3 separate regions of the Homo sapiens genome follow, and regions 1 and 3 are each linked to region 2. A link is a contact called in ENCODE Hi-C or POLR2A ChIA-PET data. All regions are on one chromosome and are shown on one strand. The core of a region is the stretch at or near the end of the contact, and the rest is flanking DNA. Distances in the headings are between cores, read along the strand shown. Region 1 overlaps SP140 (SP140 nuclear body protein). Region 2 overlaps SP100 (SP100 nuclear antigen). Region 3 holds the start of SP140L (SP140 nuclear body protein like).

Region 1 (3,712 bases), core at 1,074-3,573, 220 kb after region 2:
AATAGACAGTTCGTAAAAGAAGATATACAAATGGCCAATGAACATATGAAAAAATTGCTCAACATCACCAATGATCAGGGAAATGCAAATCAAAACCACAATGCGATACCACCTCACTCCTTAAGAATGGCCATAATCAAAAAATCAAAAACAGTAGATGCTGGCATGGATGCAGTGAATAGGGAACACTTCTACACTGCTGATGGGAATGTAAACTAGTACAGCTGCTATGGAAAACAGTGTAGAGATTCCTTAAAGAACTAAAAATAGAACTACCATTTGATCCAGCAATCCCACTACTGGGTATCTATCCAGAGGAAAAGAAGTCATTATTCGAAAAAGATACTTGCACATGCATGTTTATAGCAGTACAATTCACAATTGCAAAATTGTGGAACCAACCCAAATGCCCACCAATTAACAAGTGGATAAAGAAACTGTGGTATATATGTATGTATGTGGTATATATATATATATATATATATATGATGGAATACTACGCAGCCATAAAAAGGAATGAATTAACAGCATTTGCAGTGACCTGGATGAGATTGGAGACTATTTTTTTTTTTGAGATGGAGTCTCGTTCTGTCACCCAGGCTGGAGTGCAGTGGTGTGATCTCAGCTCATTACCACCTCCACCTCCCGGGTTCAAGCAATTCTCCTGCCTCAGCCCCTGCTAGTAGCTGGGATTACAGGCACACACTACCATGCCTGACTAATTTTTGTATTTTTTTTTTTTTAGCGGAGGCGGGGTTTTGCCATGTTGGCCAGGTTGGTCTCAAACTCCTGACCTCAGGTGATCCATCCATCTCAGCCTCCCAAAGTGCTGGGACTACAGGCGTGAGCCACCGTGCCCGGCTTGGAGACTATCATCCTAAGTGAAGTAACTCAGGAAAGGAAAACCAAACACTGTATGTTCTCACTGATACGTGGGAGCTAAGCTATGAGGACGCAAAGGTGTAAGAATGATGCAATGGACTTTGGGGACTTGGAGGGAAGAGTGGGAGGGGTGCGAGGGATAGAAGACTACAAATATGGTGCAGCGTATACTGCTCAGGTGATGGGTGCACCAAAATCTCACAAATCACCACTAAAGAACTTACCCATGTAACCAGATACAACCTGTACCCCAATAACTTACGGAAAAATAAAAATAAATAAATAAATAAATAAACAAACAGGCCATGCTCTAGGGGTATCACTTCAAAACGTGACAGACATCAAAGAGCCATTGCTAGTAGCCACATCTCATCCTAGTTGCCTCAAAGCAATTGCAGGTGACTGCATTAGTCCATGGTTCTGGAGATTTTGTACTTGGATCAACTTTAACTCTGTTCCCGTTTAGAAAAAAAAAAAAGTGCAGCTTGCTGCACTCATTTAATTTTACGTAAACACATTCTTTGAGGCTGAAGCAAACATGATTGATTTTCAATGTGAAAATAAAATATATAAACTGTTCTTGGAGTTATTTCTAAACAGAACCATATCAGAATCATCTATTTTAAAAATATATGATTCATCAAATGAATCTTCGGCCAACAATTGTTCAGTAACAATGTTAACAGCACATGTGGGAAAGCCACGTTTTCCAGGATTTGACATTTTCAGTGATCAACAATTACTGTATTTTGTAAATGGAAATACCACTACTAAAACCAGAATGCTATAATTAGAAGAATGTCTTTTGTTTCCAAAGTCAATATATTAGAGTGATGTGAAAATAATAATAAAAGCAAGATATTTCATGGCAAATTTACTTGGGATAAACGCTGCAGCCACAAGGGTGGCTGGTGAGTATTCTTGGAGCAAAAGGGAATAAATAGGATAGTATTGCAAGCAGCACAATTCTGCTGCTAATTAAAAACTTTCAACAGTTGTCTGCCATTCCATTAACGTATTGTAAAACATCATTACTTTTTCTTATGTCATCCTTTGCAAGGATAACACTCTCAATCTAGCAACTCTATAACTCCTACTCAGTGAAGGGGAATCCTAGGATTTTGTTTCCAGGGTCCTCTTCCAGAAAAGACATCTTGGATGGGGAAAATACTTGATGGTGCCTCCTGCAGCTTTAGATGAGAGATTTCCTAAAGGGGAAACTGATAATTGAAAGTTGCTACACTTCTAGGAAAACTCATTATTGTTTGGCCATATGGTCAATAACAACCAGAATCATCCCAATTAATCAACAATAGCTTCTGGCCAGTACACAGGCCTCTGAAAGCCAGCCAACCATTGACTTCCCCATGCTTCTGAAAGTCAGACAGTCAGTAACAGCCACACTCCAGTGACCCTGCTTTCACTAAAGGTCAGCTAACCACTAACAAATCTCACTTTTGAAGGCCGCCAGTCACCGAGATCCACACTTCCACAAACGTTCTCTGTTCAGAGAAACTGACCCACAAGCACAACTATCCCTTAACTGAACAATAAATTCAGCCTTTCGTTTGATATTAAGTGGTGGCCCCTTATTTTTTCTTTTTTTCTTCTGAGATGGAATCTTGCTCTGTCACCAGGCTGGAGTGCAGTGATGTGATCTCAGCTGACTGCAACCTCCACATCCCGGGTTCAAGCAACTCTCTTGTTTCAGCCTCCCGAGTAGCTGGGACTACAGGTGTGCTCGACCACAACCAGCTAATTTTTGTATTTTTAGTAGAGATGGGGTTTTGCCATGTTGGCCCGGCTGGCCTTGAACTCCTGACCTCAAGTGATCCACCTGCCTTGGCCTCCCAAATTGCTGGGATTACAGGGGTGACCCACTGCACCCAGCCTAAGTGATAGCCCCTTCTACTAGTGATATCTTTTTATTACTCTATGACGGCATCTATGGTTCTTTTCGGCTTTCTGGACTTTCTCTTCTTAACATCTCCTCTCCCTTACTGTCTCTTCCTCCTTCAGTGATGTGCTACATATACTTTTCATATTGCCTCTCTGTTTCTCTTTTCTGGCTCTATTTTTCTGGATATCTCCTATCTCGTATCGTAGATTACATTCAAGTATTTTCCAACTCTTGATAATGTTTCCTTATCTCTCCCTAATCTTTCTTTATTTGTTAGATAAAAGTCTCTTTCCATTGAACCCTGGTAGAGTCTCTTGGATTCCTAAAAACCCTTTGGGCATCCACATTGGACTCAGACTATGAGACCCCACCCCAACCCATGCCCACCTCATAGAACTGAAAGCCTGTAAGGAGTCATCCAGGACACTGGTCTCTGCTCTTTCTTTTTTCTTGGGTCTTATCAAACACCCGTGTCACATGCATTTCTGTGTTTCTGGCTCCTTAAAACAGCAATAACAGCACCTTCCCTATCTAAGTCTTGAGGTTTTTGTGAGTAAAATTATAACACCTATCAGAGTACTCTGAAAAACCACTGCATGATCCAATGACATAATGGAAAGTACTGGTCAAAAATACCATTTAGTCTCACAAATAGTTGATCTAAGTTCTGCCAATTAGATGGTAGAATACCATTACACTGAAGGCTTTGTCAAGTTTGTGAAAAAATCATAAAAAAGTATCTACCAGCAGAGGAATGATACCCTTTTTTATTTCCATAGAGGGAGTGAGAATAGAAATTTTTTTTATTATACTTTAAGTTTTAGGGTACATGTGCACAACGTGCAGGTTTGTTACATATGTATACATGTGCTGTGTTGGTGTGCTGCACCCATTAACTCATCATTTACGTTAGGTATATCTCCTAATGCT
Region 2 (3,558 bases), core at 384-2,883:
AGGTTGTGGAGGAAAAGGAATGCTCATACACTGTTGGTGGGAGGGTAAAATTAGTTCAACCATTGTGGAAGACAGTGTGGCAATTCCTCAAAGACTTAAAGACAGAAATGCCATTCTACCCAGCAATCCCACTACCTTTAGGTATATACCCAAAGGAAAATAACTTGTTCTATCAAAAAGATACACGCACTCATATGTTCCTTATAGTGCTATTCACAAAAGCAAAGACACGGAACCAATCTAGTTGCCCATCAACAGTGAATTGGATAAAGAAAATGTGGCACACATATACACCATGAAATACTATGCAGCCATAAAAAGAATGAAATCACACCCTTCGCAGCAACATGGATGGAGCGGAGGCCATTATCCTAAGCAACTTAATGCAAGAACAGAAAACCAAATACTGCATGTTCTTACTTACAAGTGGAAGCTAAACATCGAATACACATAAATGTGAAGATGAGAACAAGAGACACTGGGGACCACTAGATGGGGCAGGGGGAGAGGGTGGCATGGGCTGAAGAACCATCTGTTGGGTACTATGCTTACTGCCTGGGTGATGGGATTTTTGGGACACCAAGCCTCAGCATCACACAATTTACCCATGTAACAAACCTGCAAATGCACCCTTTAATCTATAATAAAAGTTGAAAAAAGAAAATGATGATAATAAACCTTAGCATTAAAAAATAGTTCATTTGTAACATAAAAATTAAGTAAATTCTTATTTGTTCTTACTTCTTTTCCCACTGTGTTTTTCCAAAGTAGAATTGTTTTCAACATCCATGGTATCTAGAAAGTGACAGGTAGTGGTCAGAGAACTGTAATTTATAAGTAAAATTTATAAATCTTATGACAATTCACACTGCATGGAAGGCTTGCGTTTATAACAATATTCTGAGTATAATTTATCTGTCTTCCTTCCAAAGGAAACAGACACTGAATTGATGTCTAAGGTCTTCGTCTAGTTCTCTGAGACTTTGAAACAGCTCTTCATTACTTTTATGCACCAATTTCCTCATTTATGAAACAGGGACAGCAACGGTTATCCTGTTCAGCTTTAAAATTTTTATGAATATTAAATATCTTACTTGCAAGAGTTAATAGGAAATCACTATATAAATCAATAACAGTCCAGAGGATATCTTTCAAAACAATGTATTTTTAGCATAAGAGTAGGTATCTGATTTTTCTTTCCTGACAGGTAGCAGGACTATTTGTCTTTTTAGGCCTTTCCAAAGTTGTGACAAAATGACACTATTACCTGTGAGTGGAAGAACATGTTTTCTTTTTTTTTTTTTCAAGAACAAGGATGGAACTCGCTTTATAAATTCAACACTTTACTATTGATATGCTAATATAGTGAGATACTACTATGTTTACCAGTGTATTTTTTTACCACCTAACCAAGAGAGCCCATTCTGTTAAATATGGCTTTATAATGATCTCTTGCCTCCCTGCAGTTCCCAAAAGGGTCGGGTTAAGCAAATGTAGAGAACAGGATTCTGGCGGCACCAAACCTGTTCTTTGTCACAGTCTGCTCACAGTCAAGTGCAGCAGGAAACCGGGACTATGATTTCAGACTTTTGAAATTCTGAAGCTTGGGGCCTGTGGGCCCACTTCCTGTTGGTGATCCAGAGGCTGTTTCATGCTTTGCTTCAACTCTGATCACTTCCCACATCCCTACCCAGTGTCTGTGATATCCACTGAGCCACTTCCATCCCAAGACCCTAGGGTAGCCTTACCCATCATGTCAGATGCTTGACTACTTTCAGTCCTTGCTTCTTGGCTTCTTGGCACACCTTTTGGAAAACACATGACACAGGAGCACTTCTTATTTTCAGGTTCTTGTGGCTGTGATCCTAAATTGTGATTTGTAAACATTTTTATTTGTGCCCACTCCCCTTCAAAGATTCTCCTTCCCCCCAACATTAGTGACTGCCCACTCCCCACAGCTAAATTAAGGGATGGGCTCTACATCTGAAATCTCTTTTTCTTTTGTGGTTCCTCACTGTATTTTTCCCTTCTGTTCATAAATAACCCTGAGAATTTCATCTTGAAATAAAGGGTCAATTAATAGTTTGTTTCAGTGATGAAGAACACTGGAGGAGCAAAGGCTGGTTTTAGGGAAAAAGATGATGTGCTCAGTTTTGGAGGTGTTAAGTTTGAAGGTCTTGAGTAACATCCAAGTGGTGAAGTCTAAGGCCTTCAGAATCTCCAACAGGAGCCTTCTGACACTTGGATGAATGAGTTTAGAAGACAGGGCTGGCTGGAGATACACATGTAGGAATCATGAGGTTGTGGGTGGTGACTGAAATCACAGGAGTGGATGAAATGCCTGGGTGAGGCCTTTTTTAATCTGGGTGAGTCAGAGGGGCCAGGGGACACCTTATTCTGAAAACTTACTGCTATTGTGAATCATGCCTTGTGCTAAAGTTGCTTTTATCTCATGGTCATTTCAGATCCTACAATTTCTCCATCATTCTCTTCTCTCCCATTTACACTTCCCCCTTCTTGCCTCCATTTTTCTCTCATCTTTTAATTCTTTCTCTACATACTTCTTGTTGTACCTAATTTTTTACACCACTCATCACCCTTTGAATGTATCTCATTCCACCTGTTTTTCTGTTTATATCTTTAGATCTAGTTTTATTATTGAGGTGAACTTCTTTCTACTATCACTTCCTCCTTCTATTCTCTCTTCTAGCTTGTTTCTCTGAATCTTGTCTTGACTTTTTTTTTTTTTTTTTTTTTTTTTGAGACGGAGTCTTGCTCGATCGCCCAGGCTGGAGTGCAGTGGTGCGATCTTGGTTCACTGCAAGACCTGCCTCCAAGGTTCACGCCATTCTCCTGCCTCAGCCTCCTGAGTAGCTGGAGCTACAGCTGCCTGCCACCATGCCTGGCTAATTTTTTTTGTTTTTAGTAGAGATGGGGTTTCACCGTTTTAGCCAGGATGGTCTTGATCTCCTGACCTCGTGATCCGCCCACCTCGGCCTCCCAAAGTGCTGGGATTACAGGCATGAGTCACTGCGCCTGGCCCTTATCTTGATCTTGACTCTTTTTGCAATTTCAATCTTTGTCTTTATCCACATTTTCTTCATCTATATTCATCTTTATCTCACAGGTTATTACTTTCATCACCAAATGCCTGCTGTTAGGACACTGACCACATAGCCATCTCTATTACCTTTGTCTGTTCTTTATGAGCTTTCTACCTTGCAAGGCTGTCAATCAATCAGCAACTTTATTTTCACGTTTCTGGTACAATTTCTGAGAAGTGTGTTGAAAATTATCCCTCCCTCCCCCACAAAATTCCCCTACCTGGAATATTTGAATTCCTTGTCCACTTAGAAAAACTTGAAGCTGACTCTTATATCTTTTCATTTGGTGACTCTAGCCTACCTTTCTCCATTCTTTCTCCTTACTTTATCCACTCAGTGTCTCCTCCCTCCATTCAGGAGCCCAGCTCTTCTTTTTCTTTTCGCTCCCTCAAACCTGTCGCAAGCAGCCCGAGTCTGTGCACAAGTCTTTGTGTGTGTGGTGTGTATGTGTGTG
Region 3 (3,742 bases), core at 534-3,033, 150 kb after region 2:
CACCTCAACTGAATCACATTGGCAAAAAATAAACAAAAAAATTATGGAAGAGGAAATTTCAGTGGCCAAGAAACATGAAAAGCTGTTCAGCTTTCCACATTATCAGGAAAATACAAATTAAAACAAATTGTAATTCTTCATCACCTTTGCAGACTTTGGCTGTGTGCAGGAAGATGGTTCATCTCATTTGCTACTTGTGAAACACCTCCGTTCAGCCCCCTAAAAAGACAATTTGGCAGGATCTATAAACAAGTAAATAACAGCACCCTTTGCTTCAACAATTCCACTTTTTAAGGTTTAGGCACAAGAGAAATACTTGCATATGTGCAAAAAAAAGAGAAATATATAATCATTATTATAGCTTATTGATAAACGTGAACAATTTAAAACAATCTAAATGTCCTTCAATTGGAGAATGGTTAAAAAATTATGCTATGTAAATTCTATGGAATAGTATATGTAAAAAGAGTGAGGTAGATCTATATGCATTAAGGTGAAAAGATCTCTAAGATTTCCACCATTAAAATGAGTAGAAATGCAAAATGCAGAATAGCACGCACAATGTAATTCCATTTATTACAAAACGAGAACACAAATTATATGTTTACAAAAACATACTTCATACACGTAAATGCATCGAAAAATATGAGAAAAGTTATGCCGAAGACTCTTCACAAGACTGTGAAAGGAAGCTACAAGGCGAAGTGAGTGGTGAAGAAGACTTTTTCGTTTATACACTTCTCCACTGTTTGAAATTTTATGAGTAAGAATGTAATGTATTTCTTTTGTATTAAAAAATTTAAAAGATTAAAATCGCTTGAACCCAGGAGACAGAGGTTGCAGTGAGCCGGGATTGTGCCACTGCACTCCAGCCTGGTTGACAGAGTGAGACCCTGTCTCAAAAAAATGAAATAAAATAAAAAGATTACGTAATGTTATTTATAAACTCGTTACTAGAGAAAAGATAGGATTTCCATCTCTTTTCTGGTCAGAGGCATCCCCCATCTTGGGACAGGAAATTGAAGTAAAAATAAAAATATTTAGCTTTCTGCCATCCTGGGCCTTTTTCTTCTTTTTCCTTCTTTGGATCAAGGTCAATTGTATCAGAACTCACACCCTGAGTCAGTCAAGGAAATAGCCCCAAAGCTGACTGAGGCCCCTTGCCAAGACAGGTGAAACCACAGTTTCCAATGTTTAAAAGTAAGCCAGCTGTTTACCCTGGAGTGTCTATTTCCAAACTACCTTCTTTGACATGACATATGTGAAGGTAGAGAGGGCAGAGGGATGTGAAAGGGTTGGGAGATCATGAGGAAATGTTTGTTGAAACACAAACATATAATTTGTGTTCCTCATTCTCATGAGGAAATAATAACTCTCAGTCACAAATGACTGAAACGACTGTTCAGAGTGTCCCCGCCAGCTGAGCAGTAGTTTCAAAACAAGAAAAGTCATCTGTGTTATGGCAAGCTGGACTCACACAAACAGCTGTCCTGCTGCAGTTGTAAAAATCTGATTTCCTTATTACATTCTCTTTTATTCCATTATATTACACTACCTACCTATGTTCTTGCAAAGCAGGACTAAACTGAAGCTTTAGACAGAAACTGAACTACAGGCATGAAAGCTCCAATACTGCCAGAGATAAAGGTGAAAGGAAGAGAGATAAAGACTCACCTGGTGCTCAGGTCGCTGCCCCCACCTGCCATCGTCCCACCCTAGGCCCTGCCTGGGTGTCAGAGCCTGGCCTATGAGCTCCCCAGTCGGCCCAGCCTGCGTGCAGTGTGGCTGCCCTGACCCGGAGCAGGAAGTCGGCCGACAGACTGACTCACCCTCACAGATTTCTGCCCAAATGGGGAAAAGAAAAGTGAAAGTATTTATTTAACTTCCTGCTGGGATACAGACACCGTGTTTCTCCTCCTTTTTCACTCCAAGGGGTTCTCAGCTTTTCTGAAATGTGGCAGACGGTTGGAGGAGAGGCCTGACAAGCAGCAAGACCTGCAGGACCAGGGAAAGGAGGGCCCAGAGGACGAGCAGGGCTGGCTTCCGGGAGTCCACTTGCTTGTGCAATGGACAGCAAAAAAAAAAAAAATGTCCTTGAACCAAAATAGTCCTTAGCTGCTCTGCCCTCTTAAGAGGGGGCATAGTTTACATGGGAGTTGGGGGGAAAACTCCATGTTTGCCCCTTCCCCTTGCTGAAATGGCTGGGGGTGAGAGTTGGAGGGTTGGAGGGAAAGCCAGAAACTTCAAATCTTCTCTCAGGCCCATGGGAGAGCATGGACTGGACTAAGGTAGGTCCTGACATGGGGACCCAGGGCTGGAGAGAACCAAAATGCTCAGCATTATAACCTGGGGAGAGTGTTCTTAGCCTTCCTGGAAATCAGCCAGAAGTAAGAGAGAACTCTCCACACCCCTGGGACCAGAGGCTGGAGCCAGCATGGTAAGAAAGGCAAACATTTTAAGGGGCAAGGGTTTAAGGAATCTTGACTATGGGGCCACCTTGGAACAGCCAGGGATGAAGAGAGCTTCGGAGAAGTCACTGGAATCTTGAGAGAACAAAAGCTTCTCATTGGAGGAGGATGGAGGTTGGAACCCAGATGATCTAGACATGGAAGGGCAGGGTGGCTCCCGCGGGAGGTTCTATCTCTTCCCAGATTTTCCATTTAGATTCTGATTCAACATTCCTCAGAGAACAAGAAGCGACCGAGAAGACTCGCTTTACATCAGTATAAAGTCATAGGTAAAGAAATAGAAGCAAAGGGCGCATGAGAATGGGGCCACAGGACACAACCAGGGACCAGAACTCCAGGCTGGACCATGGGGCAGAGACAGGGAGGCAGCTGGGAGCCTGGGGGCGCTGGAATCCAGGGCCCAAGGTGAGCAGAGGGTGGAAGCTGGTGAGGATTCAGGGGCCAGAGGGGATGGTGCTCCAGAGCCATGTTTTCCAAATTACATTCTGCTGAATCCAACTTTTTCCAGCCCCCACCCCCAGCCATCTCAGCAAGGGGAAGGGGCAAACATGGAGTCCTCCCCCAACTCCCATGTAAACTATGCCCCATCTTAGAGGGCAGAGCAGCTAAGGACAATTTTGGTTCAAGGACTTTTTTTTTTTTTGCTGTTTATTGCACAATAGTTGGAAGCTGTGAATGCTTGTTCAGGTACATTTGAAAATACGAGGGTGGGGGGTTTCTACCCTGATTCTACTGGTGCCCTGCTTTCCCCAAAATGAGTTAATAAGCAGGTGCCAAGACACTGGTGAGGACAGCTTTTCCAGTGGGCGAGGTCACTGTTTCTATCAGGTACTGCACACCTGTAGGTCTCTCTCTCTCTTTCTCTTGCTCGCTCCCCCATGACTCCCCAGTTTTATGGAGGCACAGTGGCTGGTAAGCTGAGCATCTGTTGGGCACAGTTGTCCTCTGATCCCAGTCTCCATGGAGCACAGCAGCACTGACAAGGCCTGGCGCGGACCACACCAGTCGGCTCTGGCGTCTGCACTCACCCCTCTCACTGCTCTTGGGCAGCAAGCAGGCCCAGGCCACTGAGTGGCACTGACATATGTACCAGCTTTTCTCTGGGTGTGCTTAGGGGCTGGAATTCCAGACCAATGAGCTGGCTGGAAATCTGCAAGTGTTGACCTTTACAGGTGGACATGCCCTTGCTAGGGCAGCTCCTGACAGCAGGGAAGGAGATGTTCTTGTCAGACAGGGTTGGAAAAAGCTGAGCACACACCACACTCTGCAAAAGC

Evidence for each region. A loop is a pair of places that touch in the nucleus more often than their neighbours do. ChIA-PET counts read pairs that join two places held with the same protein, here RNA polymerase II (POLR2A). Pooled maps may share reads with other maps.
Region 1: a loop to region 2 is called in a pooled map, with 2.9 times the contacts of the local background. The contact joins two enhancer-like sites. A Hi-C loop is called at or near these places in 1 of 37 single-sample maps with no recorded cell type and 6 of 50 pooled maps. POLR2A ChIA-PET finds 5 or more read pairs at or near these places in 1 of 52 experiments (activated T-cell).
Region 3: a map of OCI-LY7 shows a loop between it and region 2 (2.4-fold over the local background). The contact joins the promoter of SP140L here to the enhancer-like site in region 2. A Hi-C loop is called at or near these places in 1 of 168 maps with a recorded cell type or tissue (OCI-LY7), 1 of 37 single-sample maps with no recorded cell type and 7 of 50 pooled maps. POLR2A ChIA-PET finds 5 or more read pairs at or near these places in 3 of 52 experiments (activated B cell, activated CD8-positive, alpha-beta memory T cell and naive thymus-derived CD8-positive, alpha-beta T cell).

What each region holds. Positions count from the first base shown.
Region 1 is chr2:230,256,547-230,260,258 of GRCh38, reverse strand. The region is part of intron 12 of SP140 (SP140 nuclear body protein); the gene reads right to left. Among named protein-coding and RNA genes, the nearest start is that of SP140, 33 kb to the right of the region's middle. RefSeq lists an enhancer at 2,399-2,468. Within about 2 kb of position 2,323, at least 2 of the 41 ENCODE cell types and tissues checked have a DNase peak (open chromatin) inside an H3K27ac peak, as active enhancers do.
Region 2 is chr2:230,471,631-230,475,188 of GRCh38, reverse strand. SP100 (SP100 nuclear antigen) reads right to left here. Exons shown (of 29, transcript NM_001080391.2): 16 at 1,749-1,865; 17 at 742-795. All of the region lies in intron 3 of LOC101928816 (a long non-coding RNA gene), which reads left to right. Among named protein-coding and RNA genes, the nearest start is that of SP100, 57 kb to the right of the region's middle. Within about 2 kb of position 1,633, at least 7 of the 41 ENCODE cell types and tissues checked have a DNase peak (open chromatin) inside an H3K27ac peak, as active enhancers do; they include OCI-LY7, where a contact is called at or near this core.
Region 3 is chr2:230,325,234-230,328,975 of GRCh38, reverse strand. It overlaps SP140L (SP140 nuclear body protein like), which reads right to left and starts at 1,783. Exons shown (of 19, transcript NM_138402.6): 1 at 1,675-1,783; 2 at 145-219. The coding sequence starts at 1,706. RefSeq lists an enhancer at 1,640-2,109.